Regions from separate parts of the Mus musculus genome. Here all the other regions are linked to region 1. Evidence: chromatin loops called from intact Hi-C (ENCODE). Cell type or tissue: left cerebral cortex. All regions are shown on one strand. Region 1 has its middle 4.5 kb from the start of Elavl4. Region 2 holds the start of Dmrta2os (a long non-coding RNA gene). Region 3 overlaps Elavl4 (ELAV like RNA binding protein 4). Region 4 has its middle 46 kb from the start of Agbl4. Region 5 has its middle 23 kb from the start of Gm33070. Region 6 overlaps Elavl4 (ELAV like RNA binding protein 4). Region 7 has its middle 71 kb from the start of Dmrta2os.

The links. Hi-C counts contacts between places; a loop is a spot of excess contacts. Peaks named below come from ENCODE experiments on the same cell type or tissue, not always from the same donor. Only the 100,000 strongest peaks of a DNase experiment are listed, where the experiment ranks them.
Region 2: a loop joins it to region 1, with 9 times the contacts of the local background. A loop is called at or near these places in 5 of 42 quality-filtered maps.
Region 3: a loop joins it to region 1, with 2.5 times the contacts of the local background. A loop is called at or near these places in 4 of 42 quality-filtered maps.
Region 4: a loop joins it to region 1, with 2.3 times the contacts of the local background. A loop is called at or near these places in 3 of 42 quality-filtered maps.
Region 5: it touches region 1 in a loop (3-fold over the local background); 4 of 42 quality-filtered maps call a loop at or near these places.
Region 6: a loop joins it to region 1, with 2.6 times the contacts of the local background. A loop is called at or near these places in 4 of 42 quality-filtered maps.
Region 7: a loop joins it to region 1, with 6 times the contacts of the local background. A loop is called at or near these places in 6 of 42 quality-filtered maps.

Annotation. Positions count from the first base shown.
Region 1 is chr4:110,289,310-110,293,309 of GRCm38, reverse strand. It overlaps a transcript of Elavl4 not described here. Among named protein-coding and RNA genes, the nearest start is that of Elavl4, 4.5 kb to the right of the region's middle. In left cerebral cortex, a CTCF peak has its summit at 2,386; DNase peaks (open chromatin) are centred at 2,387 and 3,089; H3K4me3 peaks cover 1,647 bases; H3K27ac peaks cover 987 bases.
Region 2 is chr4:109,978,566-109,982,565 of GRCm38, reverse strand. Dmrta2 (doublesex and mab-3 related transcription factor like family A2) reads right to left here. Exons shown (of 3, transcript NM_172296.2): 2 at 2,157-2,711; 3 at 1-961. The coding sequence starts at 2,703. Dmrta2os (a long non-coding RNA gene) reads left to right here and starts at 2,954. Exons shown (of 4, transcript XR_868017.3): 1 at 2,954-3,628; 2 at 3,780-4,000. In left cerebral cortex, no CTCF peak of the experiment used is centred here; a DNase peak (open chromatin) is centred at 1,702; H3K4me3 peaks cover 959 bases.
Region 3 is chr4:110,222,322-110,226,321 of GRCm38, reverse strand. The region is part of intron 3 of Elavl4 (ELAV like RNA binding protein 4); the gene reads left to right. Among named protein-coding and RNA genes, the nearest start is that of Elavl4, 63 kb to the left of the region's middle. In left cerebral cortex, no CTCF peak of the experiment used is centred here; DNase peaks (open chromatin) are centred at 690, 1,671 and 3,768; H3K27ac peaks cover 1,877 bases.
Region 4 is chr4:110,349,463-110,353,462 of GRCm38, reverse strand. It overlaps a transcript of Elavl4 not described here. Among named protein-coding and RNA genes, the nearest start is that of Agbl4, 46 kb to the left of the region's middle. In left cerebral cortex, a CTCF peak has its summit at 1,521 (motif pointing left); DNase peaks (open chromatin) are centred at 1,533, 1,795, 1,915 and 2,544; H3K4me3 peaks cover 1,515 bases; H3K27ac peaks cover 1,377 bases.
Region 5 is chr4:110,127,469-110,131,468 of GRCm38, reverse strand. No RefSeq gene overlaps it. Among named protein-coding and RNA genes, the nearest start is that of Gm33070, 23 kb to the left of the region's middle. In left cerebral cortex, a CTCF peak has its summit at 2,375 (motif pointing left); a DNase peak (open chromatin) is centred at 2,361.
Region 6 is chr4:110,208,932-110,212,931 of GRCm38, reverse strand. Elavl4 (ELAV like RNA binding protein 4) reads left to right here. Exons shown (of 7, transcript NM_010488.4): 5 at 1,281-1,506; 6 at 3,154-3,192. Among named protein-coding and RNA genes, the nearest start is that of Gm33070, 58 kb to the right of the region's middle. In left cerebral cortex, a CTCF peak has its summit at 1,699; DNase peaks (open chromatin) are centred at 570 and 1,637; H3K27ac peaks cover 945 bases.
Region 7 is chr4:110,048,756-110,052,755 of GRCm38, reverse strand. No RefSeq gene overlaps it. Among named protein-coding and RNA genes, the nearest start is that of Dmrta2os, 71 kb to the right of the region's middle. In left cerebral cortex, CTCF peaks have their summits at 1,682 (motif pointing left) and 2,242 (motif pointing left); DNase peaks (open chromatin) are centred at 1,696 and 2,171; H3K4me3 peaks cover 987 bases; H3K27ac peaks cover 1,501 bases.

The DNA of each region.
Region 1 (4,000 bases):
ATTTCTAATTCTCTTGCAGTGTCCGTGTCAGCCTGGTGCATCTTTCTTGCCTCAGCAGTATGTGTCCACTTTGCAATAAAACTGATTTAATGTTTCTACAGGGGAAAAAAAGAAGACCACCAACACCTTGATTCAACAAAGGAAAATTAAGCTTTAGTTTTTTTATCAAAGCTTTTAAATATAGTATCCCATCATCTGAGATTAATTATATTGTCTGTAAAAGAAGAAACACCAACAATTTATATATTTTGTTTTGAAAAGGGAAAAAGGATAAAAAGAAACTGAACCACAGGAAAATGTCAGGTCGCAGTCAGTGATGATGCTATTTAAATGGTGAGCCATAATTCTATTAGGACAGAGCACGTGCAATTCCAGATTTCTGCATGACAGTGAAGGAGAATCAGCAATTGTGTGTGTGTGTGTGTGTGTGTGTGTGTGTGTGTGTGTGTGTGTGTGTGTGCGCGTTCTACCTTCCCTCACCATTTTGCTAATTCAATTGAGGAGCAAGAAAAGATCATCTGGACAGCCAGAACAGGAGGCAAGGTCTGCAGCTGTGCTCGGGGGACTGGTGTGGAGAGAGGCGCAGACTGACTTGGAGTTTTGTGTGTTGCACGTGAATGCTCTGGAACTGCCCTAATCGACTGAAAATGAGCCAGCCACAGTCATATGGAACAGGTCTGTTTAGCCACATCTTTCGGTAGCATGGCAGATGGTAGACCGTCAATGGGTGGTATTGATTGGCTGGATTTGCCTTAGGGTAACAAGACTATGGGTCTTTAAAACCCCCGCTTCATCTTATTTTCCTTTGTGCAGCTTCGTACAGTAGTGGTTTTCTCTTTTCCCTGCCCCAAAGCCCTGACCCTTAGCATTTCCTTTTTCCCTTTTGAAATCTAGAGTCTTCCTTGGTAATCAAGTTAGAAAGGTTACCTTGAGATAAACACTCTTTAAATTATCACCAAGGCAAGAAAACTCGAGAATACTTTATTTACTAGGCTGATTACATTTTAATGTTTGAAGAAAGTGACATTTTTTAATTAGTGTTTAAGACATATGGTGAGTGTACAAATTAGCTTATTTCATACAACCAGAGTTTGATGAGAGCAACTCCTCCTTCTCACTCCCCAGTTAAAAATTGTCACTTGAAACTTAATATATGCGAGGAGGTTAAATGCTATTAAATGATGCAGACTTGACTTAAAGATAAAGGAGGCAGTTGCTATCTTGTGTAGCTAAGTGCTGCCTGGATGGACTGGAAAAATACAAGAATTGGCATTTGTGTCTCCAGAGATGTGGACGTTCAGAGCTTCAATATTGTCCAGCCAAGAAAAACAAAAATGCCAGGTATGTGTGTTTGTGTGTGTGTGTGTGTGTGTGTGTGTGTGTGTGTTGGCTTCCGATGTAGACACACTGAAAAATAAACGCTATGGGCTTGCTTTGTTTTTAGTAAGATTCTTCTTAAGATACTGCCACATAACAATGCAGCTCTATATCCTTATATTACCCTCTTCTCCATCTCTGGGAGATTTCAACTTTATTTTCCTCTTTATTCTTGGCCGAAGATCAGGTTAATTGGAATAGAGTGCTACAAAGAAGATGCCAAGTTAGGTACGCCTCCCAAACAGCATCCAGCAAAAGTGTTCCTCTTCAGGGTAGATCTTAAGGGGAAAGAAGAGCTCTGGGTAGAGACATGTGTCTGGATTGAGCTTGTGGTTGTTTATAGCTGGTAGTATGACTGCACTTTTACTTAGTTTTGGTTTTGCCTTTTGTTTTTGTTTGTTTGTTTTGTTTTGTTTTTGGTGTCTTTGCTTTAAGCTTTTGGTCATTTACATCAGTTGAGATGGTGTCAGATAAACTCAGAAGGAAAGTTACACCTTCGGCTCTTGTCTCCCATTTGTATGTGTTTTATTCACATAGTATACACACATCTGAATCCAGTTTTTATCGAATGTGCATATTTCTCTCATTGTAAAAAGAAAAAAAAAATTTCATGGACTTTTTTAAGTTCTCCCTTTCTCAGGGTTAATTGTATCCCCCTCATTCATCATTTGCAGAATGAAACAAGTCTTGCTTGTGCTCCATTCTTCACAGTTCTTGTTAGAATTGCTTGGTAGTGTCTTGTTCTGTTTTGTCTCCTTGCTTTAAGTCAAGAAGAAGAAAATTATTTACTTAGACATAATACAGTAGAAACAAATTTGAACAAATTTGCCTGTGTCTCACATCACATCCTATACCTAAAAGCAATTCCAAGGAAAAAGCGCACACACACACACACACACACACACACACACACACACACACACACCTACCTTTTAAGCCACTCTATTTCAATCTGAGCACTCTACCCACCTGGTGGTTATATAGTGAACTGTTACTTTAAAGAGTAGTTTAAACACCAGCCATGTTTGGGGCAGGCTGCTCTTGCAAAGAGAGCAGTGCATGTAACAGGAGTCTCCTGTGTGAGAGAGAAGGGAAAATTCAGCTCACTGACTAGAGGTTTTAATGTGCGAACTCTGGGGAAATAATATATTGACTGTTCCGTGGTGCGCAAGAAAATTGAAGAACCCTTTGCAGACGGAGTGCTTTGCAAAGGATTCTATCTGTTTCTCTTAAAACAAAATCTGTGGCAAGATGTTTGAAATCAGCAGGACGCTTAATGCTGCTTTATTAAATAATGAGGTAATATTTTGTCACTTTTTTCCGGGCAGCATCTGTTTTTATCCCCCCCCATCTTCCCCCTATGTTTATGAAGGGTTCTTTTTTCTTCTTCTTTTCCCTTTCCTTTTTTTTTCTCCCCCGCCCCCCTTCGTAGAAGTCTAGAAAAATAATTCATGCTTCTCTTTCTGTCCTTTGCTTTCCGTGCTTTTGGAGAATTTGGTTGTCTATCTTTCTTTTTTTTTTTTTTTCTTCTGTTTCCTAGCCCATTGTGCCACGTAAGGCTTCTCCACTGTGCGGAGTAGGTAGTTATTAACGCTGAATTGGCTTCTGGTACAGTCCATCTGGACTCTGTGTGGGAAAGCTGGCTGCCGGCGACCGAGCTGAGATATCTGCAGCCTTTGGGATGTGTGCATGGTGGCGAGGGGCTGCCTGATATGGGATTACTTCTTTTAAGGGAAATTGTTATTAATGAGTCAAGAAACTGCTCATTTATGGTAAGAGGGACACAGCGGCGCAGCCAGCCCCACAGCGCTGGGATACCGTTGTTTTTTTTTTTTTTTTTTTTTTTTTTTTAGGTTGCCTTGGCTGCTTGGAGTGAGACAAGTTTCTTTCTGTGGTGGTGGATTGTAGCAGGAAAAAAAAAAAAACATGCATGACTGGGAGACTCGCCTGCCTGATTCTTACGATAATATATTGAGAATCTGTTGCTTTACAAATGTCACACCACTGATGTAGCGGTCAGCCCCTCACGCTGAAAGATGAATGGTACTATTGGAAATGCGATAATAAGGTTGACTTTTCCCAACAATAGGATTCAGCCTTTGTCTTTAGAGAAAAGGCCTCTGAGGACATTTGTGCGTTTGTTTGAGGATTCCTTTGAAAGACTTTAGAGTGGAGGGTTTTTTTTTTTTGCAGAAGTGATCAATATACAAAGCGCGTGCATTTTTTTTTTTATCCTAGGAAGACCAGGTAATTGTTTATGATATAATGTATAGTTACTATTTTGGAAACATGGCCGGAATGTTTTTAAATATACCTAATGTTAATTTAGGGCTCAAAGAGTATACCGTGATTAATATGGATGAGAAAAAAAGAGGTGCTAAAAATTTCACCTTCTATGACCTGCATAGAAATATCAGGTAAATATTTTCTTCCAAGAGAGCTGTTTTTATATACGTAATTGTCAGAATTGTGTCAATATATTCCTCCAATATTTTGATATTGGTGAGATACAGACAGGATGACTTTGGCTGTCAATTTGGGACACATAGACCTATATCCTATATGTGAACATCAAGCTGTTTGGAGCATTGAACCTGGGAATTCATCCTTAGAGTGCAGTGCA
Region 2 (4,000 bases), 310 kb after region 1:
GCCGAGCGGTCGCGCATGAGGTCGCTGAAGGCGTAGTCCATGGGCGGCCGAAAACCGAGTGTGGGCACCAGGCCGGCCGTGGAGTAGGGCGCCATGAAGGCCAGGCCGCGGCTGTGGGCCGCCGCCGCCGAGTAGGCCAGGCGCAGGGGGCTCAGGCCGAGCGGCGCACCCAGAGGGTAGGCGCCCGCGTCGGCGCCGAAGTGGCTGGCATTGGGCTGCAGTGGCGAGAAGGCGGAGCGGCTGCTGAGCGAGCCCAGCGCGCCGGGCGTCATGGCCCCGGCCAGCAAGGGTCTGTGGTGCGGGGGCGCGGTGGGCCCGGTCTGCAGCGGAGCGGGCAACCCGGCTCCCCCGGCGGCTGCGGCCTCCACGCGCCCGGGCCACGCGTCCTCCACCGCCGCGCTCACCGCGGCCTTCTCCAGCGGTGCGGCGGGGCCCAGGCCAGCCGCCAGGCCTCCGCGGTGGTGGTTGAGCACCTGCTCGATGGCCTGCACCACGTCGCCGCCACAGCCCTGCAGCACCAGCTCCAGGACGCCTCTCCGGTGGCCCGGGAAGACGCGCGTCAAGATGTCCAGCGGCGTCCGCTGCCGCGGCCCCGGCCCGCCGCCCAGCCCCGGAGTCGGTGCGGCCTCGGCTTCTTCTTTGTCAGCCTCCGAACCCGATTCGGAACCCAGGGGGCTGGAGGAGCCGGGGCTGTCCTCCTCGCCGCCACCGCCGGCGCCCGCGCTCCCAGGACAGCTGCCACCCGCCTCCTTGGAGGCCCGGGCCAGAGGCGACCCGGAAAAGGACTCGCCGTCTCCGTTCTCCGAGCCTGAGCCGGGCCGCACCTCCGGGGACGAGGTCCGGGGACCTGAGTCCGCGCCGTCGGGCGACAAGGGCTTCCCTGGCGGCGGCTGCGGACTGTCGGGGCGGCCGGCCTGAAGCAGCGTCTTGGGAAACAGATCAAACTTCTGCAATTTGGCCTCTGAGAGGAGGGAAAAGACGGAGATGTGAGGAGAGGTTAAGAACACTGGACCCTTTTGAATGCCAGTTTCCTCTTGTTCCTCTCCACCTCCCAACTATTCTTGACAGGGCTCTGGTTTTATTTTTACCTCTTCCCAAAGATCCTACAGCTCTCCCCCTCCTCCTAGGCTCACGCTTCTTCTGTGCCCAGACACCCCCACCCCGACCTGACACCCTGAAAACTTGATGTTCAGTAAGCTCTTCCTACACTTGTGCCCTAACACCTCCACTCCCTTCCCATCTCACCCCGCCCTAGAGAAGTGGCTTTGTCAAGATTCCAATCCGAGCAAACAGAACTTCTACCTATACCTCAGAGTATGTGGAAGACACTACTCACTCAGGTTGCCAGAGCCTTAGGCACTTCAACCTGGAGAGAGGGATCCTTAGGGGACTAGGTCCTTAGCCTCTCTACAGACAAAATAAATTACATCCTATTTCTTGACCACATTTTTCAAAACTCCTAAGAAATGTCCTTCTTCCAAAGAGTCTGAGAGCCGGGACCGTCCCATTGCCCAACTGCCTCCCTCACCTTCGAGTCAAAAAAGTAGAGTAGACAGAGCAAGGGAAAGGGACCCGAGAAAGAGCAAAAAAAGTGCCAACTATGAGAAACCCGGCGTGCCTGAGAGAGAAACGGAGCCAGAGCGAGGGGAACGCAGAGAATGTTTTGTCAGAAATGCCTTAGGAACTGGAGGAAAGGAATCTTGCTGAGAAACGAAAGAGGGCGTCTCCAGTACTTAGGGAAGTAGTGCGGATTAGAAGGATTGCCAGGGTCTTTTCAGAAGAGTTGGGAAGAAAAGAGAGTGGTGGCCTGTAAGAAGCTCAGAGCAGAACAGATGGGCGGCTTCCGGGCTGCCAGGGGAGAAGGCCCAGCTAAATGAGTTGGGCAGTAACTAAGGACCTGCCCCCTAACAAGAGTAAGGCTAAAGTGTTGCCTTGGGGCCTGGGGTGAGGGCGAGGAAGAAAGTATAAAAACTGCAGGCAGGGCAGAGAGTTTATGAGTGGGTGGAGAGCCACAGTTAAGTAGTTGGAGCATCTAGGGAAGGGAGCTGCACTTTGTCAGGGAAGGAACAAGCCACTAGGCCTCGCGCACCAGCCCTGTGTCCCCTGGGCTCCTCCTTCCAGACCCCACCCCACCCCCAGTGTGACCGTGCTCTCACCTGCGCCCCCTGCGCCCCCTGCACTCCCCGCGGGCGCTCCAGCTCCAGGACCCCCGCCGTCGGTGGCGCAAACCGAGCCAAAGACTTCGTAGGCAGGCCGCGGGGGGATGATGCCGTTGGCGGCGGCCAGCGCCAGGCCCTCGGCAGTGCCGTACAGCAATTGCAACTCGCGCGCCTCGTTCTCCTCCTGCGCCTGCTGCCTGCGCAAGGCCACCTGAGCCGCCATGACGCGCTGGCGCTCGGCGATGAGCGTACACTTGGCGCACAGGCAGTCCTTCCAGCGGCAGTAGCGCTTGTGGCCCTTGAGCGCGGACACCACTCCGTGGTTGCGGCAGCGCGCGCACTTGGGGGTCCGCGGGTACTTCTCCGCTGCCCTCAACAGCAGCGGCGGCGCCCGCAGCAAGCCTCCGGCCACGCTCACTGGTAGCGATGCTGCGGCAGCTGCCGCCGCAGCCACCGACGCCACCGATGCCACGGGTGGTCCCGTCGCTGTCGCTGCTGCTGTCGCCGCACCGGGCACGCTGGGCAGCTCCGAGCGCAGCTCCATGGCTGGACCTAGCGTGGGGAAAGTGGGGATACCTGAGTCAGGGTAATACAGTCACTAGGCTTAAGCACGGCCTGCAGAAACCCATTTTGGGAAACTTTGGTTGTACAAGTTTAACTAAACTTGTGGCTGTCAAACTGCTGGGGAAACGAACTGGAAGCTCCCTGTAAACAAGTACGCCCCCACCCCCACCACTGACCTCTTATATCTGACTACACGTGTAAGATTTCGTTTGAATCAGTAGTTCCGCCAAGGGGAAAAAAACAAGACAACGTTTGGAAGTCATTGGTGCAGTTGAATGTAAAGAGGATTTGGAAAGAAAATATTATGCCCAAAGCTTAGGTTAATTGGGGTGAGTCGAGAAAAGAGAAATATTTGCCTGAAAGGGACTCAGATTACAGAGAAAACTTGGGACCAACAAGCGGATGTCAAAGGCAAAGCAAGAAAAAAAAAAAAAAAGGAGCAAAATGATCCCGTTTGGTGGACAGGTGAAGAGGAGAGAAATGTGCAGGCGGGGTGAGGAGGTGAACAGGTTGGGCTGGGGTCTTAATTGTAGCTTTCAATGTGGAAGCAGAGGAATTCGAGCAAAAAGGAACTGAAGAATTTTTTCCTGTTAGAAGTAGGGTAAGAACTAGAAGACAAAACTTGGAGGCAAAGTTCGGCTTATGGCCCTGGGATCACAGCCAAAAGAATTCTGCAAATACTGTGGTCTGAGCCTCTAAAGGGTTAGTTCTATTCCACAGAACTGAGTGTAGGAGAGCTGAGAAGAGAGAAAAGCCATCGGAAGAAACTTTCTTTGGACTGGCCACCCTAGCTCAAAGATTAGTTGAATAACAAGAAAAACGTCCAGAAACAGCTGACAAGGCGACCCGGACTGAGGTCCACCGAGAGGGACAGCGCTGCTTAGGAAAAAAATCTCCAGCAAAAGGTAGGGCGGGGATAGGGTGAAACCTGTGGCTTGGGGGTTAGACTTTTAGTCTGGAGTAGTCAGAGGAAAGCACATCTTCAGAAAAGTTAGACTTTGCAGGAGCCAGAGTCCTTTTGCTCAATGCCTCTTACCCAACCCCCACCCCTCCCAGTTTAGGAACTGAGTCCTCAGACACGCCCTCCTCATCCTGGGACCTCTTGGGACCCCGCTTGTGCGCAGGTTCCAGAGTGTTGGTCTCAGACCAGGGTTCTGGGACTTGCACAATCCAGCAGGCCTCAAAGGAGGCCAGGAAGTCGCCTCCAAAACTGACCCTGAAGGGACCCGAGAGTCTCACCTGCGCCGCAGCCGCAGAAGGCCCAGCAGGCCCTGCTC
Region 3 (4,000 bases), 67 kb after region 1:
AGCAGTCAGGCTGGGGTCAGGGATTCAAGGCCCTACAAAGCAGGCCTGCCAGCCTGAAGTTCTGCACACACAATGGCCAGAAGCAAGCTGAAGGAAGAAACTGGGGCAGGAGAGCTGTCCCAGGTATGAAGTGTAGCCCTAAGTTGGGGAGGTGGGTCACGAGGAAGATGGGGAGTAGGCAGCTCCAAGTCAGGAGACCTCGTGCACTGAAGTGAGCAGCAGGACTTTCACTTAAGAATTATTAGAAACCTACCATTAGAAAATGGGAGGGGGAACGTCAACTGTAAACAAACAGTGCCGAAAGAAGGGCAGCTCCAGTTAAATGGATGGAAAGATAGTAAAGGAACAACAAAAATAGTAAATCTAACAGTCTAAAAATAATTAGGTGACCGGGGAACATCTCAAGAATCATTGCTGTAAATCAGAAATCAGTGATCTAGAGGCTACTTGTCCAGGTAGGTAGGTTTCTGGGGCTGGACTGCCTTCCGACTTCATGTCTGGAGGACGCGGCCGCCTTGGGCATCCGGTGGTCCTCTCCTGGATGAAGCTGCCTGATCCTCACCTCCCTTCCCTGTCTTCCCCCCACCTCCAGGCAGCATCCTGTTTAGGGGCAGCTGCCAGGCGATTAATGAGTCCCATCCTTCATAGCCTATTAAACCACAGGGAAGTGTCTCCTGGGCGCTCTTATCCTCATGACAGCAGGTCTGACTCAAAGTAGGACAAAAGAGAAACCTCTCCCAGAATGGAAATCTATAGATGGCACCAGCTCTCCGCATCGGAAAACACAAAACTAGAACTTTTTAGTTCAGCGAAACTACTTTTCTGACATCCAGGCTAACAAAAGAGACGAGCAGTGTAAAGATAATCTTCGCTGGAAGGAAATAAAAACAACAACAGAACTTTTCTCTTTTTGGAACACATTACATGAGTATTTTTCTTTTTTAAGCAGCTTTATTTTTGCAATTGTGTTTAGATTATTTCTTTTAAAAAAAATTATTGCTTTCTCTGATCTCCTACTGTCTGTGTAGTACACAAAGACCCTGAAATAAGCCTGATTTAGACTGCCTTCGACAAGGCATAGAATCAGTTCCTAAGAATTCTCTGAGGGGGAAATAAAAGTTGTTTAATTATGCCATAGTCCTCAGAGAGGCAGAAAGATTAATTCTTTCAAAAGAGAAACACATATTTTCATACTTTAAGTCAAGAAACGTGTTCCTGTCTCCTGACGCTGAAGAGGACCTTGTCACATTGAGAGCTGTTTGAGGGACCGATTGATTTGTGTGTGTTATCCAGTTCAGCATTAGAATGTCAGATGTTTATTTTTTCCCTTGCCGGATGCACTGACCTTGAACTGAGAAAGGTACTTTTCTGTCCTCTGCAGCTTTCTTAAAACCAAACCCTTTTCCCTCAGCTCGGGACCAAATCACCAGCCATCAATTCACCTTCTAATTTTTTTTAAGATCTCTGTGGTTTCCCCCAAAGACTGATTGGACCCAGCTTTTCGAGTATCAGAATGGTCCCCGTAGCCCATCCTACAGTAGGATGCTTTATCTAAATGGATCTCTGAGCGTAATGGGTCTCTGAGACAAGGAGCATTGATTATTTTCTTTCTGTGAAGCGCTGCTCGTCCTCCTTCCCTGCTCTGGATCCTTCTCTGTATCCTCCCACCTAGCCCAGGCTCCCCCTGCATCCAATGCTGCTGACAGACACATTTGCACCCAGTGGAAATGTGGGCTCCTAAGTCACTGTAGGATTCAGAATGCATGATACCACTGCTGAATCAATAATTTCCATTCTCTACTACAAATGAAAATTTAATGTGCAAACCTAGGGATTTCAGCCCTTTCATTAAAGGAGTTTATTTGCCATACAAAAAAAAAAATTAAGTTTGACTGATAGGTTCCTTTATTAACTTTTCTTCCCTTTCCTAAAGGGACACAGTGTTTAAGGTAAAAATCATATTAAATGGAAGGAAAAAAAAGAAAACCCTTTATGTGTGCTGTTAATAGTCTCATCATTTATTAATTTCTTAAAATTGCTTTTTTTTGCCTTCCAGGCCACTGTTTACTTCTGCTTCAGTTTGCTTTGATAAGTGGCACAAGATTTATCTCTTTACTCTTTTTTTTAAATATTTTTTATTACATATTTTCCTCAATTACATTTCCAATGCTATCCCAAAAGTCCCCTATACTATCTCTTTACTCTTGACTCCCAGGAAAGAGTAGATAGCTTGTCAATCTGTAAACAAAGACAGACAACGACACAAACAACAAACCACACAGGTCACCTCTAGAAGCATGCATGACAGAGATCTTGGGACCATCTGGCACGAGTTGACAGACTTGGTCAAGTGTGTGCTCATTGTCACATTTCTGATAACCCAGAAAACACAGCACTGTAGGTGTGATATACAAAAATATTAGTGTCCCAAAGCCAAGAATTAACCCCTAAACAGTAAAGGTTACTGACTAACTCCCAAACTCAGGAATAGTTTCAGTGATGGGAGCTAACAGAAAGCAGAGAGGGCAGAAGTCTGGTGATGATGATGGTGATGACGACGACAATGATAGTGATGACGTTGATGGTGATAACAATGATGACAATGATGATGATGACAATGGTGGTGATGACGTTGATGGTGATAACAATGATGACAATGATGATGATGACAATGGTGGTGATGACATTGATGGTGATAACAATGGCAATGATGACAATGGTGGTGATGACATTGATGGTGATAATGATGATGATGACGTTGATGATAACAATGACAATGACGATGATGGTGGTGGTGATGATGGTTTGACAACAGTGATTCTGAAGGTGTTTAATTCAGATTTTCAGTTGTTCAATAGGAGCTGAACTCTAAATATCCTTTATGTCAGATCTCCCAATTTTTACAAGCCAAGAACAAAAACGAAGAATGACATATGAAGAAAAACCAAGCAGAACATAACAGTTGACCTTTGGGTATCAGTCTTTTACCTATGACCCTGAGATTTAAAAATCACAGCGGTGCTTTTGTCAGGTATCAGTGAATTTCCCATTACCTGGCTGCTAGCAGGAGGTGTTGATCCACAAAGACACTTTTCTGTCAACAAAAAAAAAGGGGGGGGGGAGCCACTTTCCTTTTATTAAAGAGGCTGTATGTAAGGGGCCCAAGCAATCACTGATTGTGTGTGAAGAGCCTGGCCAGACCTCTGGCAGAGGAAGGGCATGATGAATTGCCCTACACTGAGCAGCTGTGAATGGGAACTCCGGAGGGATTGTTCTTTAGATTAGACTTCTTTCAAGAGAGAAGAATCTACCTGGAAGCAGGGTAGGTAAGACCAGAAAGGCAAAGTATCCTGCCAAACAGCTGTCAGTTTAGCACTTGCAAACAGGAACCAGAGAGAAAATGGCAGCAAACAACAGTAACACTAGTTTACTTTGAGTGTTTACATCGTGCCCGTTAGGATTCTAATCTCTCTAATGTTATCATTTAACCTTTGAGCTGTCCTGGGAGTTACATGCTTTGCTCACAGCAGCTCTGGCTCTAAAATTAGCCCTGTAAGAAGGGGTGCTGTTATCTTCTTTATGCTAATGAGGAAACTGAGGCCCGAAGGAAGTTCAGGAGACAGACCTAGGATCACACCGTGGGTAAATGACAGTTGGGGTATTTTTAAAAAGCTTTAAAAATAATTCTCTGGCAGTGGGTCCTCAGTGCTGCAATGTCAAGCTGCCTGTTTGCCTAGCAGCGTGTGAGCCCTGTGAGAGCGTGTGGGTGGAGAGTTTGGCTCCGCACAGACAAGGGTTAATTCCCTGGTGTGGTTAGAAGATATAAAAAGCAAATAAATGAGCTGTGTGGTTCTCCCAGGTTCTTCATAGATGGACTTACGGTTCAGAACGTTTGCCATTAACTTGAAGACACACTGGACTTTAAATAACTTCTCCAGCCCTTGCTTTCCAAGCCTAAGGCCTTCCATCTAAGTGAACCGCAGACGGCAATGGCCTGGAA
Region 4 (4,000 bases), 60 kb before region 1:
TTTAAAAACCACTCATAATTCTACCTTCCAAAATAACCAGTACTCTTTCTAATAAGGAATTCTATGGAGAATACAACTTTGTCACTTGTATTTTTTACTATAAAATATATTGCAAACATCTTTCCATGTTGATAAATGTTCATTGACTGTCTCATCTTTAATTTCTCTAGAATATTCCATTGTTTGGATGATAAATCTCTTTTGTTGACTATTCAGTCTTCCATAGTGTTCTTCCCATATTTCAAAGGCTATAACAGTAAGCAATAACAGGATCAATCATTGGGTACATTAATGTTTACTTCCTCGAACTTATAAGAATGGGAATTGCAAGTCAAAAGGATTTATACTAGCAGATTTCTGAGTTGGTATATCCCTATTTGCTTAAAGAACAGCTCTCTTGCATTAGAAAGCAGCTCTTACAACCAGCAGTGGTCACTCAGCTTTGCATGTAATCATTTAAATCTTGAACGGAATGAAATAGAATGGAAAATACAGCTAATACGACTTTAAAAAGCGTTAAGAGACCAAATTTGTTTCATTGTTACTCCTTTCTCCTTTTACAAGGTACTCACACTTCTTCCACAATGTAGTCAATTTTGAGGGGAATTGTTTCAAGGTAAAACTCCTTAAAATATGGTATAATGTGAAAATACTGAGAACTATAAAGTAAATAAGTCTTTTTCCCAAAATCCCTTGCGGCTCAGGGTAGTTATCTCAGAGAGTCTTCATCTATCGATAAAGGTCAGTGTTCTGTTCTAACTTCACACTAAGCTTACGTTAGCCCAACTATTCTTTCTCACGTGTACCTTTTGTTTGTTTTTATATTTTGTGTGTGATTAAGAATTAGGGTTTAGGTTTTTTTGTTTTGTTTTTGTTTCCTATATTTTTCTTCAGGAAATAGTGGGCATTCTCAATAATCCAAGAGTGAGTGTCTGAATCCTGGGAGTGATCATTTTAAAATAATCAAAAAGGGTCAAAGAAGCCCCTTTCACAGATTTGACATCCATCCTCTTACCTATCACAGGGCTAGTAATACTGGATTGTTCAAACCTCTGATGTAGTCTAGGAGGTCACAGAATAACTGAACATCTAGCTAAGCAAACATCTTTACTTGAAACCACAGTGCACAAAAGTCTTGGTCATTTTATTTGCATGTGTGTGTGTGGTGGTGGAGGGGGTGTGTGTGATACTGAAATCGGTCATTCCCATTCCTCACTTTACTTGGACAGACAGTATCTTAACACAGCAAACAGCCTAACATAGCTTGAAGCATCTACTTCCAATCTTACATTCCCTGTTAAAGAGAAGGTCTGTCAGTCTTGCCAAACTTGTGTTGATGTACTTGAACCGTGCAAAAAGTATCGCGCTTAAAACTCAAGAACAGCATAAGCCGCAGTCTTGAAACATTGTTCCTTTAGATTTCTAAGCAAGAGTACCCTCCAAGCCCACCCCCTTGAAGGGAACCAGGGTCTCAGGATGGGTCCTCCGACTCCACGTCAAGCGCCCCCTAGAGGCGGCGGCGGGGATGGCGTAGCGGGCGACGAGTGTGCAGCGCGGGACCCAGTGAGAAGCGACTCGTCCGGCGTCCTCGAGCCCGCCGTGCCCGCTGGGGCCTCCATCGCTTACCCCGGACCCCGCCTCCGCGAAGATGAGGCTCCAGAACCAGGTAGCGGCGCCTGAGCGCCCGCAGCGCGCCCCCAACGCCCCGCCCACCCGCCGTCACCAGCGCCGGCGCCCGCTGGCCACGTGGTCGCCACCGGCCTGTGGACCGTGCGTCCCTGACCAGCACTCCGGGATCGGGAACGAGCTTCCATGTCCTTTCCGAGGGGCTCCGGGCCATGCCCTCATTGTCCCCCGCGACTTCCACCTGGGAGAACCACTGAAATTTGAGTGGGTGCCTCTCCTCCCCTGGTCCCCAGTCAGCCTACCAGGCGGCGACTCGCGCCACTCCTCCGCCTCCGGGTGGCTTTGCTGAACTGATGGCGCCGAAAAGTCCGGCCCCAAGGTGCAGGGCGCACGAGCGCGGGTTCTCAGGGGGCTCTCAGCCTTTGTGACTCTTGTTAATTGTCGCGCAGGGAGGCGTGCACCTCTGAGTGCCTTTCCCGATTGCAGACCCGGGATTTGTGTTTCTAGATAAGACGGAGTCGGCTCGTCTGTTGTCCTAAGCAGTGCTCCGTTTAAGGAGGAAAGAGGCTCTGGTGTTGGGTATTCGTGTGTTGTAATTGTCTTTCTTTGGACTGGAGGTTGTAAGACATTTAAGATTTAGTAAACGCAGGCTTCTGAAACCGTGAACCTGTTAAAGCGACACAGCTTCCCCTCCCCCAGCATATATTAAGAGACTTTGGAAGGCCACGGGGAAGCGGGGGCAAAGGGGGAACTTCTAGAAAACAGCTCCAGGTTCTGGGGTGGGGGTGGGGAGGGATGAATCATATTGATTCCCAAGCTGTTAGCAGATACTGCTCATGGGCAATAATTCTCATAAAATCTTCCCTCTGAGGTATTAAATGCCCGCCCCCACAAGGGTTTGTCAGGAGCAGGATGGGTTCCTGGAAGCCCTGAAGTTCCTTACCCTAGCTGCCTTGTTTTTTTGTAAAGCATTGCCCTCGCATTACCCTCCTGCCTTCGTCTGCCTGGCTTTTCATATTTTATAATACTTGCAAATTGACACTGAACAAGCTTTAACCTCAGTCATTTCAGAATAAGTTTGATGTTTTAGGTGAGATGTGAATGGAGCTCCATTCATGAGGAAGGAGTCTGTGTGAAGTGTTTTGTAAATGTGAGTGGGCTGAATTTAAAACACTGAATAAAATTAATGTAACGAGGAATCAAAAGGTTCAATCCAGATGTTTCTCTCCCTGCTTCCTTAACAAAATGACAGTACACAGCTCACAGCACCTTACCTGGTGACTCTCTGCCAGGGTGGCCTGTGACACTGTGGATGAACTACTGCACAGTTTTCAAAGCACTTAACAGAATCCATTGGGGCTGGGAAGGTTGTGACCCACCTACCTCTCTAGAGGATTTCCCCCCATTTCCTAACTACTCAAGAAACATACCAGGGATTTACATGCAGGTTTTCATTTAAAGAACTTCTAAGTAATCCTCTTTAGTTACTTTTGTATTAGCCTGGAAACCCCTGCTTGCTTATTAAGATAAGGTGCTCTGGTGTGGATTTTAGTTAAGGTGGGGTTATGAGTTAGATCAGTTGGCCTCTAATTCCTCTATTTAGTGTGTGTTTGAGGTAGAGAGAGAGAGAGAGAGAGAGAGAGAGAGAGAGAGAGAGAGAGAGAGAGAGAGAGAGAGAGAGAGAGATCCCAGTACTGGGGTTTAAAGCTACCACATCATTCAGTGTTAGACAAGCACTCTACCAACCACTCAGCTACATTCAACTCCAGCTCTCTGTATGGTTTGTTTATTTGATTGTTTGGTTTTGAGACCCATGTCCTTACCCAGTCTGACCCACAATCCAGTGTGGGTTTGTAATTTCTAGATTATAAGCACCAGGACTGCACCCTAACTTTATATATATACAGGCTATACATTTGAATAAGGGCTTCTGACTCATATTCTTGGTTCAGGTCTGATATCATCCATCACTCAGTTGTTATGAATATGCATAATCAATATCTTGGTCTCCCCAATAGTCTACTCAGAGACTGGGGTACAAGGCTGGGTAAAACACAAATCTTAAAAAGTTGATATGAGAATTAAATAGAACACCATACATGTGCAGCAAATGCCAAATGGAAACTGACTGTGCCTACAGTAGTTGTTATTTAACCTCATTGCTACTGCCTATTTAAAAATAGCTATCAGCTGCAGAGGCTGAGAGGCACTGAGAGTTCAAGACCAGCCTTGGCTGTATTGTCAGACCCTGTCTCAAATAAGTGAAGGAATAAATAAAGTACTCAGAAGTTACTGACAATTTTGGAAATGTCTTCTCTATTCTTCAGAATGGTTTAATTATGATAACAACTACTTAAGGGGGAACTATTGAATA
Region 5 (4,000 bases), 160 kb after region 1:
AAGGCAAGTGGAATGGGCGCCACTCTTCTCTTTTCAGGAGGACCTGTGCATATCAGCATCAAAGCTGCACCTGTGCATCCCAGCATCAGAGCTTAATCCGAAGCCATAGCCAGGGTTGAGTCTGGGAAGATGTTCTGGGAACAGGGTTCAAGATTGCATCAGGATTCAGTGAGTAGTTTCAACTAAGCTAAATTTTTAAATCAAATAGTAAACTCAGAGTGCCTGTGCTAATGTCAGATGGAAGTCGACAAGATGCTTAATGAACAATGACAAGATAGCCTCTTCCCCTCAGATTAACCAGATTCTAGACAACATTCTAGCTTTCCCTGTTCGCCCCTGCCTTACTGAGCATCTTCTTCTTCTCTGTGGATCCCATCTGGGGGCTCTAGGACTAGGAAGTCTCTTTAATAATGTGATAGGGATTGGGTGGGGGTCTGTCCTAAAGATGGTAAACAACAGATCAAATACTTACAACCTTGGCTTTTAGATTTCTGTCCCCCATTCTGCTTCTCATACTCTGGCTATGGACTGTCCTAAGAAGTCCTACACCAATTGTTAGATATAATAGAAAGCTGTAAATAGCCCCCATTACCTGCCTCCCTGAGAACTTGCACTTGTATCAAGATGGTAGCAATAATAGGCTTTGCTTTCCCAGCTAAAGCAAAGTATGGTTTTAAAGACTGAGGACATAAGGCAACAAAAAGACAGCAATGTTTAAGAAACTGTGAACAGCACAGTGGACCCTGGAATTGCCCTAACATGCACATTAAGAGTACTAGTCCTCAGCACAGAAGGGAAAATCTGGACCTGTAATTCTCTGAATGTGGAAATCACAACTGAGAGTTCAAGAGATTTCATAAAGTCGGGTGTGGTATCGCACGCCTTTAATCCCAGCACTCGGGAGGCAGAGGCAGGCGGATTTCTGAGTTCGAGGCCAGCCTGGTCTACAAAGTGAGCTCCAGGACAGCCAGGGCTATACAGAGAAACCCTGTCTCGAAAAACCAAAAGAGAGAGAGAGAGAGAGAGAGAGAGAGAGAGAGAGAGAGAGAGAGAGAAAGAGAGAGAGATTTCATAAAACAAAGGGCTGGGGAGAAAAAAACATTTCAGTAAACATTCTGGTGGAGGGTTTCCAGTACTGAGTGCAGATGAACAGGACCTATCCATGCCCAGAGAGGCACAGAATCAGTATCTGAGCCCTTGCCTAGCATGTGCAAGGCCCCAGTTTTACTCTTAAAAATAAAACTACTGTTTATCCAAGTGATGGTAGACTGAAATATACCCATACCAAAATTGCATTAAATGTGCATGGCCCCCATCCCCTTGAGCCTGATAAAAGAACATGTGAAGGGCATCCATGCCTCATATCTGGATTTGATCCTCAAACCCATCCTTTAAGGTAGACAGGGCCATCAGTCATTATCTCCTGTCATGGACCAGCAATCTAAGGCTCCCTAAGCATCTCACACAAGTCAATATGAGCTTAAGTGAATCCCTGCTCTCCTTCATCCCAAGTCAAGGCTTCTTCAAGCAAGGCCTGAAACAATTCTCATTCTCTCTCTCTCTCTCTCTCTCTCTCTCTCTCTCTCTCTCTCTCTCTCTCTCTCTCTCTCTCTCTGAAATACAATTTGTCATGAATTAATGATGAGCCTGCCTGGCCAATTACCAGAGCTAAGTGCTTTCCCGCTGGGAGCAGCTCCCACAAAGCACTAAGTGATGTTGGACTAGTAAAGGGGGCCCCGCCCAGCCAGGCCTAGAGCCCTCCTGGGTCCAGGCTTAGAGGAAGCAGCTTCCAATTAGCTCCTGCCAGACAGACTGGCTTCTCAGCACAGCAAATTGGGTTATAGAGTGCTCTTCCAGCTGGCCTCCCAGTCTGGTCCTGCCTGCCCCAGCAAAGAGGATGCTAATCAACGGTGAGGCCAACTCTGCAGGTCACAAGCATTCATGGAGGGGATATACACAGACAGGTTTGTCCCAACAAAACAGTGTCCTATAAGGCCTACCCCAGATAGTCAATGGCATTGGGGTGTTGGAATAGAGGCTCTGGAGCTAAATAGAAGCAGTGCACAAAGGAAAGAGACCTAAAACCTACACTTTCACTCTCTTCATACCTCTCACTCCCTAAAGATAAAGAAAGATAGTCTCTGCCCTTGGGCCATTGAGCTGGTTTTTTCCTTATTGTTTGCTTCTCAAAGAGAGCCCCAAGTGCCATTTGACTCTGGAAAGAATCATTGCAGTGAGGTGAGCCTAAGACCTCATTACAATACATCCTGTACCCTGTATTCCTCTTTCTGGGCAAGCCCAGAATCTACTCCAGCGTTGGTACCTCCTTTCCACAGCCTTTAACACAGAGGCTCTAGACTGCTCTGCTGCTCCCTCTAGTGGGCACTGCTGGGCTATATTGCAAAGCTTTCTCAGAATAACTAAAGGTTACAAAAAATATTTCAGAGCTATTACTTCCTCCTCTGATAAGTAGGCCAAAAAGGCTTGTGGTCACTATTTTAGAAGTGAAGTATCAAGTATAGACAGACAAGAAGAGCAGTCAGGGTTTGTCTGTAGCAAAGCTAGTCCTGAAACCTCATTTTCTCACCAACAGCCATGTCATTGAAAAGGGTCCTTAACTCTGCTTCATGGACAGTGTATCTGATTTGCTTTGCAAGGCGAGGGGTTGGGTATATCTTCTCCTATGCCGTGACCCTCGCCGAATACTCCATTCATACAAGGCCTATGGAACTCTGGAAGAGTCTCAACACAACTTATCTATATGCATATAGTTGTAAGTGTGAACCACAATCCAGATGTTAAAGATAGCAAAGAGAATCAACCAAGATCCTGTATGAGCTAGTAAGGAAAATTAATAATGAGAATACACTGTGGAAACTCAGTGGTAGAGGTGTCAGAAAGTAGGGTTGTACCCAAGGCAGGCCTGTGGACCAGAAGAAAATTGACCCCAAAGTGGGCAAAAGAACCAGAGAGAAACCCATAGAGAAAGGGGTGTGAGCAAGCAGAGAATGTCAGGCAGGAGTCATAATAGAAAACTACAATGCGATATGGCATGATGCTGTGAGAAAGCAGGGCCAGACCACAAGGCTCCCAGTAGGCCAAGTGTCTAGGTCACAGCTTTGTCGGGATGAGCTCCCTTCGAGGTTGTGGCTGCAATCTAACAGCCAGCAAAGTTTATGGCCAAATGTTCTTGTACCAGTGGGGGAAAGAAGCAGAGATGGAACCTCTAGGGAATGAGCAGCTGTCTTGATGTTGAAAAGTGTCTGCCAGGAGAATTCAGCTGAGAATACTTCCCACTCCCAAGAGGTCAAAGGGCCCTGTTGTCCCTTCCTGATGGAGGCCATGAGATCACAGTGTCATACATAATTCATTCAACAAATACTCTGAATTGCCTGAGCCAGCCTCTGAGCTAAGGTTAGAGGGCACAGAAATGGAAAGATGCTGTCTGTGCCTTGAGGTTATGCTTGGACCTCAGAGGAAGAGGGCCAGACTGGGGAAATACTGCAGGGCTGAAGCCAGTGACTGCAGAGTCTGGGAAGCTGAAGCTGAGCAGAATGTGAACTGGGTTTTAAGAGTTGGCTGTGTAAGAAAAAAGAAAAGCAGGAAGAACACACAGCCCAAGGAGCAAGAACTGGCTGTGTGTTTGGGTGCACACTGAACAATCCAATTACAAGAGATCTACACTGCCAGGCTGGGAGGCAGGGATGCTGTCTTGAGGTCAGCTATGTTTTACAAAGATAACTCCAGCCAAGAGCATGACTCCAAGAGCTGAAGCAGAAGAACTCTAGAGAGACACTGAAGACAGGACCAGCAGAGCCAGGGCAACAACTGAATATTGGAGGGGTCACTCCTCTGTGTTTTGTTACTTGACAGTCAGTGGTTGTGTTTTTCAATGAGTGCCTTGTGCAGAGAAGATTTGAGGTGAGTTAAAGAACAAGAGAGCCCATTGTACAGATCCCACCCCACCTAGTAACAGAGTCTACACCTGTAAGGGTCTACT
Region 6 (4,000 bases), 80 kb after region 1:
AAGATTTGAGTGTCAAGTCGGGAGTGGGATTCTGTGGCCTTCAAAGTTTCTCTCAGCCTCCAGCCAGTGTGTGAAACTAACTATATGTACAGCTCTAGCTCCAGACCATAGTGATGTAGAACTAGAAGGAACTTCAAGCTCCCTTATTCTACACATCAGTAATCAGCTGAAGTAGGGAGTCAGATTTCCCACTGGCTCATCAACAATGCAGAGGTATGGACCAAGGTTCTAGTGCCAGGGTTCTTTGTCCATAAGAAAGAAACCCAACCAGCGTCTCAGGAAGAGATGTAAGGTAACTTGAGCTGCACTGTCCATTACAGTGTCTTGACTATGCCTGATTTGATGCCAATTTGAGATGCTTCCTATTTGATTCATGCTGCCATCTCCCATTGGTGTTGATTCTGCCTCAAACACTGTGCAGAGAGAGAGAGACGCTCCGAACCAAGGATAAAGGAGACAGAGAGCCTGCTTTCACATGACTCCAATATGGCAGATACTTGCCAGGGACTGTGCAGTTTCCCAAGAGAGCTCAGAAAAAGGTGTACTGTAGCTGGTTGTAGTCGTTGGAAAGTCTCCATGGCAGAGGTAATTTTGGAACAGAGCTTATGGAGAGTGATGCAGTTTCCTGGCAAAAAGGAAGGGATAGAGCAGGCTGAAGGCAGAAGGTAGAATGTTGAGAATGAGTATGGCTTGTTCAATGAGGGTCAGTATGGCCTGTGTGCATTTCAATAGGAGATTTGAAGCCAGATTGCCAAAAGCAACGATTGCTACCCCCAAAAGTCTGGATTTTATCTGCATGTAGCAAAGACCCAGGGAAAGGACATTTGTAGGTTTTCTTTGTTCCTGTTTAAGACAACAAAGAATGAGAGTCAGGGATAAAATGCTCCATCCAAAAAGTTCAGAAAAGCACAGACTATGTACCTACAGGGTGCAGTGTGTGGTCAGAGGGTGCTTTTCAGATCAATGACAGTTCCAGTTATGTGGTCTATAAGGCATTCTGCAGAACTTGGTAGTTTTGTGTGGCTATTGACAATAACTAAAGGTGAATAGGGACTGGGCAGGGCAGCTGTGAAGGCCTGGAGGGATACAGCCCTATGCTCTCTGCATTGGAGACATCTGCCCAGAGCAATGCCGGCAGAAGTGCACCCAAGCCTTTTGCTGAGTGACAGATTCAGGAAGCGGGCCTTGCAGGTGGCCTGAGTCAAGGCAAAATATCCACAGGGCACTTCCCAGTGATTACATTTGTTCACTCTTTACAAATGTTCTTTTTCTTTCCCCAGGGGTCTCTAGAGGGGTGGGATTCATCCGCTTTGATAAGAGGATTGAGGCAGAAGAAGCCATCAAAGGACTGAATGGCCAGAAGCCCAGCGGTGCTACAGAACCGATTACTGTGAAGTTTGCCAACAACCCCAGCCAGAAGTCCAGCCAGGCCCTGCTCTCCCAGCTGTACCAGTCCCCCAACAGGCGATACCCTGGCCCTCTCCACCACCAGGCTCAAAGATTCAGGTAGGCATGCCCACAGAGGACGGAGCCCACTACCCACCACACAGACACCAGTGTGGAATGACGCAAGGGCCAGGGAGCCCATAGCTCTGAAGGACAGAACAAGGCATATGTGCCCCGCCCAAGCCCTCATGTGTGGTGATTACTCAGAGCATCAATTTCTACTTCTACAAAAGCAAGCAATCAGACAAAATGCACTTCCTAGCCCTCTGCCGGCCTGTCACTGTGACTGTGAATTAAACTCGAGATTCACTAGTAGAAACAAAATCTCTGAATGTAGCTAGACAAGAAGAGTCTGTTTCAGTGGAGCTCATCATTAAGATGTTGCCATAGGCAGCAGCTCAGACTTAAGGCAGGGTAGACCCAAAGGCAGATCCTTGCCAGGCGTGGCTTGCTCTCACCTCTTTTCCTAAGTAATTCTGTTGGAGTCCAGGAAAGGAGAGACTCTCTTTAATATTGACTTGACTCTCTTAAGTCACATGCCCTGGGAAGAAGAAAAGGAAGATTCATCCATACCTTACTAGTGTTTCTTTGGAGACCCAACACCAGCAAGTCCCTGGTGCAATGGACAAGTTGCCTGAAAGGCAGGTTTTACCCAGGCCAGCAGTTAGACTCTAACCAGCCTCTGTTGTGCAGGGGAGATGCACGGACTTGACCTCCCCTTAGTAAATTCTAAGCAATTACTTTATTCTGCCCATGTAGCAACTTCCCTTTAATGAAAGGCTTTTCTTGCTGTCAAACCTCACGTGAGAAAATAGGTCCTTCTCTCTGTAATAGTAACCATTCATCTGGCTAGAGTGAGGAAAGAAATTGGCCTCTTCGTGTGTCCTCCTGTGCCCCATGACTCTGAAATGGTTAATAATTTCATAAAGGGCCCGAGCCATGTAATTTCTATTTTATGTGAACTCGCATGTAGTATTTATGTAAAAGAGCCTTTCCAGCAGGCTGCTGATGGTGGAAACTATGGTTACTACTGCCCCATAGTGTGAATAGCTTGTCCCCAAGTAAGGTAGTGCATTGGAGGAAGATTATCACATAATGACATTTTGCTGGGAGGTGCTTTGGGACTGTGAATAGTAAGCCGTTTGGGAGGGGTTGTCTGTTTGTTTTGGGGGGCGGTTGTTTTTTGTTTGTTTGTTTGCTTTTAAATCTTAGCTTGCAAAAACTCCCTGCCTTCCAAACTGTGTGTGTGGCCAGATTTAGTAAAAGCAGCCAGACTAACAGCAAAGGTCTGTTTCCTACGTGAAGTCCATGATGATGTGTTGTTAACCTGCAACAGATACCTCTGCTCACCAGCTTAGTTCTTAGATAAACAATGTAAGACCATCACCAGCTTTAACAGTTTCACAGATAGCATGAAAGGAAATTTGGACAAATTTTCTGGGGTAGGGAGATGTTGAATTAATTCAGACCTTGAAAGAAAACAGGGCTCGTTAGACACCTGCTTTGGACTCTAGCTTTGACCTGGACATGAATTACTTGCCATTGGAAACAAGAGAAAGAGAGAACTGCCCGTGGAGAGTCTCCTGAGCAGTGGGGAAAGTTGTCAAGCTTTTCTTCTTTGAAAATGGAGCATTCTTATTAATAGTTCCATTGAGTGATCTTGCCATCTGCGAGGCATTAACCCAGAGACCCTCCTTCTCTTTGCAGGCTGGACAATTTGCTTAATATGGCCTATGGCGTAAAGAGGTAATTAAAACTCCACAGATTGCCAGATGTCCGTGTTGGCACAGACTGGGGCTAGATTTTTTTTTTTAATTCACTAACTTTATTTTTTTTTTAATTCTTGTTTTTTTCTTCCACCAGCATGTCAAATTCTTAATTTTACTTTTGGACCTCGGTTAATTTTGTTTCTTTTGGGGCACACAAAAATGTATTTCTTTTTCTTTTTCTTTTTTCTTTTCTTTTTCCTTTTTTTCTTTTTTTTTTTTTCTTTTTTTTTTTTTTTCCTTTTTGCAGGTGGGCTTTCCCTATGGTTCAGGTGCCACAGCTACCAAGTCCTGGGTGATCTGATCTAGTCCTGTGTGCCTTCCCTTGAGAGAAAGCCCTGACTTTTCTGGCTGATTTTGCAAACTTGCCAAGCACCTGTCTTACATTTCTTATGAGGATTCAGTTTAAGAGGTCAGATCCCAGCAAATAAAAATTAGAACGTTTTGCTAATCATGCCTGACAATCTTGTGATTTTAAGTAGGAAAAAAAAATTTTTTTTTAACTTTAAGCCCTGGCCAAATCATGAATTAAGACATGGATGGCTTCTTTGACTCTCCTCATCTCACTGTGCATTGCGAGGCACATCTTGAGAATGAAGTGTATCTGTGTGCACCTCAACCAAGGGTTTCTTTTATTATAGCTCTCAGCTGTTATCATAAGTATTCTCTCAGTTATATGTGTGGGAGGGCTTACATTTGAGGTTTCTTTCATTTAAAAAATATTAAAGATTATTAAAGAATAAAAAGTCATCCTTTTATAGGGCTGGGGACTGAAAAAGGCCCAAGGG
Region 7 (4,000 bases), 240 kb after region 1:
GTATACACACACACATGTACTCACTCACTCACACACACACACACACTTAAATATAAACTTCTTTTTAAAAAAATGCCAAGAACTGCTACAGATTAGAGATGCTCCAGCATGAGAAGGGGCACAAAGCCAGGCAGAATTCCATAAACCAAACACACAACTGGGAAAGTGGAGAAGACGGAGGGAGAATCAGGAACATCTCCAGAAAGATAAAGAGGCTGTGACGGTGTTGGATGGGGTTGAGAAGAACAAAATAATCAGAGTTCTTAGAAAACTGGGATGTGATAGTCAGAAGTCACTAGGACAAAAATTCAAGGGATAAATTGGAGTAGACATTGAAAGCCAAGGTGAAGGGAAACGGAAGACAAAGGAAGCCAAGAGATCAATCCTAGAGGCCAGAGACAGACTTGGGAGCTTCAGGAAGCAAGCAGAAAGATTATGAAAGGAAAAAAAAAAAGTCTCACAGAACTGAAGGAGACGTGTGTGTATTTATATTGAAGAGGGGCCACTCAGGACCAGACACATAATGACAGAAGCCATCAAACTATATGCATTGTCCAATTCCGAACATAAATGATGTCCTCGGGTGTCAAGAGAGGTTATACACAAAAGGGAACATGACTCTGAAGGCACGCAGCCTCTCTGCCTCAGCTCTAAGTGTGCAAGAGGAGAGCCGGGCAGAGCATCCTGTCCTGCAGGGGAATGATTTCAACCATCAATCATCCAGGCAGAAGACAAATAAATCCACAGACTAGAATTCCCGGCTCCTGCCCCACTGCGGAACCAGGGGGTGGAGGCGGCAGGGAGGGGGGAAGGGGCCCAGAGAGAGAACCAAAAATCAAGGACACAAGAAAAAAGTCCGGAAGAAACCCACGGGACTGCCGGGAGGGGAACCCCTTCCTATAAAGGGGGAGACTTTGTAAACCCTGGCAGGGTTGTTGTGGAGTAATTCTGATAGAGCTTTGGGGAAGACAAAAAGCTACATTTTCTTGCTAGAAATGCTGATCATTGAGTTACCTAATAATAGTGCACCAGATACCCTGGGTAGGCTGGGCCTGCAGAGCAGCTAATTCCTTACTTACTCCAGCAGGAAGACAATAGATAATGTTTAATGTTGGTAAATTAGGAAATAGCAGTCTAAGCATGTTATTTTGAAGTATGTAGGGAAAAAAAAAAAAACAGAAAACAAGGGTGAAAAAACGGCTAAAATGGTTGCAACTGAGCGGATGGATTGGGCGAGGCAGGGATGACAATCACTCAATGAAAGCCTTCCTGCTTGGGCTTTGCATTTCCTGAAGCATTTTCACGTGCAGTATCTATCTCATAGGCACCTTCAAGAATTCCCGTCGCAGGAGAAAGAAATAAAAGGCCAGGAGGGACCATGACCTCTCAAGGTCACAGGTGAAGCCCAGACTACCAGCGCTAGCTCGGCCCCCACCCCCTCTGCGTTCCCGCACCGGTCGAAACAATTGGAGATCGGTTAAAGGCCAGCCAGGGTGTCGGACAGCGTGCCCTGTCCCTCGATTCCTCAGACCGTGTCGCCGACCTCGGCCCGCAGCGTGAGTGTGGGCGCGGCCTGAGTTCGCTGGGCCACTGCCCTGCGCCGACCGCCGCCGACCGCCGTCCGCCCTCTGTCCTTGGGAGGACACGCAGGGAAGCCTCGCGCAGTGCAGCAGCGCCCCCTGCAGGTCATCGAGCTCTGAGCTTCCAGCTGGCCCCAAACGCTCCGGGAATGGACCCTGACATGCTCCTCCCTGGCCCCTGCCTCGCACAGGGGCTGGGACCACCCCCTGGCCGCCTGTGAACCAGGGCAGACAGTGACAAAAGAGGTATCTTCCCCACAACTGCAAAATGTGTCGTTCAGCCAGACCCCTTCAGAGGACCAGTGCTGCGGCTAAAGATGGTGACAAACACCCGAAGATCTCAAAGCATGTGTAGCATGTGTAGGACACTGGCATCCACACCCTCCCAGAGCCCTGGATCTCATGATTTCTAGCGCCCTTCAAACTGCCCTCTTAAGAGTGTATGCTCCAGAAACAAGGGAAGAAAAATGAAAGGTCTTTGCCTCATAGCCCGGAACCCCCTGGATGACCTTGACCTTGGTCTAGTCTATGGGCATATCACCTCCAAGGGTCTTTGACTCCCCCAGTGTGGCCTATGTTCCTCGTGCTTATCAAATACTTCAACCGTGGCCATGACTGACCTCTACCGGCAAAATGAGTCACTACACCGGGGACCAGCCCCTAGGCCTGAGAGACCCCCTGTGGATCCAGCCCACAGGTTAGAGAGCCACGCTCTGTATTTACATGGAGAAAAATCTCCTTAGAGAGCAGCAGGACGAAAAGAAACCTAACAATCTTTTCAGCTTCGTTTTTCAAAGGAAGAGAGAGCCCTGCAGAGCTTCCTAGAAAAAGCCAGGTCTTCACGTAGGTTTTAGCAAGCTCAGCAGTGTTGAGATTAACAAGCAAGACCCCAGGAGTCCAACTATCTGGCTCTGAGTACCAACTTTGTCTCTCTTAGATTCTTTGAGTTTCATCAAATTACTAAAATTCTGTCTCAACTTTTGCTGCTATAAGTTAAGCTGATAATAGATAATTCACAGACACTTAGTGCCTGCGAATTAATTAACTACATAGCCATTCTATGAAGTAGGTAGTTACCAGGTAACAGTGAGGAACAGAAATGCCACACAAGAAGTAAGTCACACAAAGACGAAGGTACAAGCCTTCTGAATCCCTGCTTTTACTTGTCACAATAGGCTGGGATGCTACCAAGACCCCAGTTGTTAGACCCCAAGACCCCAGAGTCCTGGAGACTCTCTGGGCTGATGCGTGCAAAGTATTTAGAGTGGAGGGAGGAACGCAAGATGCTTTCGACTGTGTCTTTAATTGAGATGAGCACAAAATATCTGCTGCTATGCCCTCTGTGTGCCAGATACTGACTTGGCAACTTGGCTTCAGTAGTGAGCATCCAGGCCTACCATTGTAGGACTCAGGATTCAAGGTGCCAGGTAGTCCTGTTGGAAGGCCACCCCCTTGCAGCAAGTGCAGGCACATCACCAAGAGGGTAGGAACACCTCCACCCTGGGAGAGGAAGGCAGAACAGTTGTTTCTGGGGATGCTGGCCAGGCAGAGGTGAGATGGGATGGGGAAGGGGCCCCTAGGGCAGCCGTTCACCACACTTTGCCTTCTCACAAATTCTTTCTTTTATTATGTTTTTAATGTTATTAGAACTATGTCAGTTACACACACACACACACACACACACACACACACACACACATCTTCCTCCTTCTAGCTCATCCCAGGTACTCTCGGAATAGCAAATGGAGACCATCTTGGAAACCCACAAATGGATGCAACGCAGAGGTCAACAGATCGTGGGGATCCCAGCCCCCAACAGATGCATCTCCATCAAAGCTCGCATATCTACTGCTCAGGGAACATCTAGGAAGAGGGGGTGGAAAGATACCAGGCAGTATGCTGTGGAACAATGTCTCCTAGACATAGCTGTATAGACAGACTGGAACAGTGGCAATATCCATTAACATGGAAAGTTCTACAGGACTCCAGCCCTAGACAAAGAACTGCAGGCAACTAATGCCTGCCAGGAGACAGAGAATTGCCTCTACCCATGAATTCATTAAGTTCTGCTCTAAGGCCACATCACTTGCTATTTGGTTTGGAGTTACTAGTTCCAGAGATGGGTAGAGAACCACTCCTCAAACCCACTAAGATGCATGTGTTGTGCTTCACACCACTGTGTCCCAACCACTCAGGACATTGAGTCAAAAAGAATGCTGGTAGCTGGAAGCCTAGGCTACAGCCTGAGACCCAACACCCTTTCCTCCCAAAAAGCCAAGAAGGAATATTTATCCTTTGAAAGCCAAAGGCCCAGAATAAAGTCTCAGAAGGTCAGACCAAATGAACCACACCAGAGTCATGGATTTCAATCCACAGCAGAGGACCAGAGGTAGGCAAGCCACCGTCAGCCTCAAAGAGAG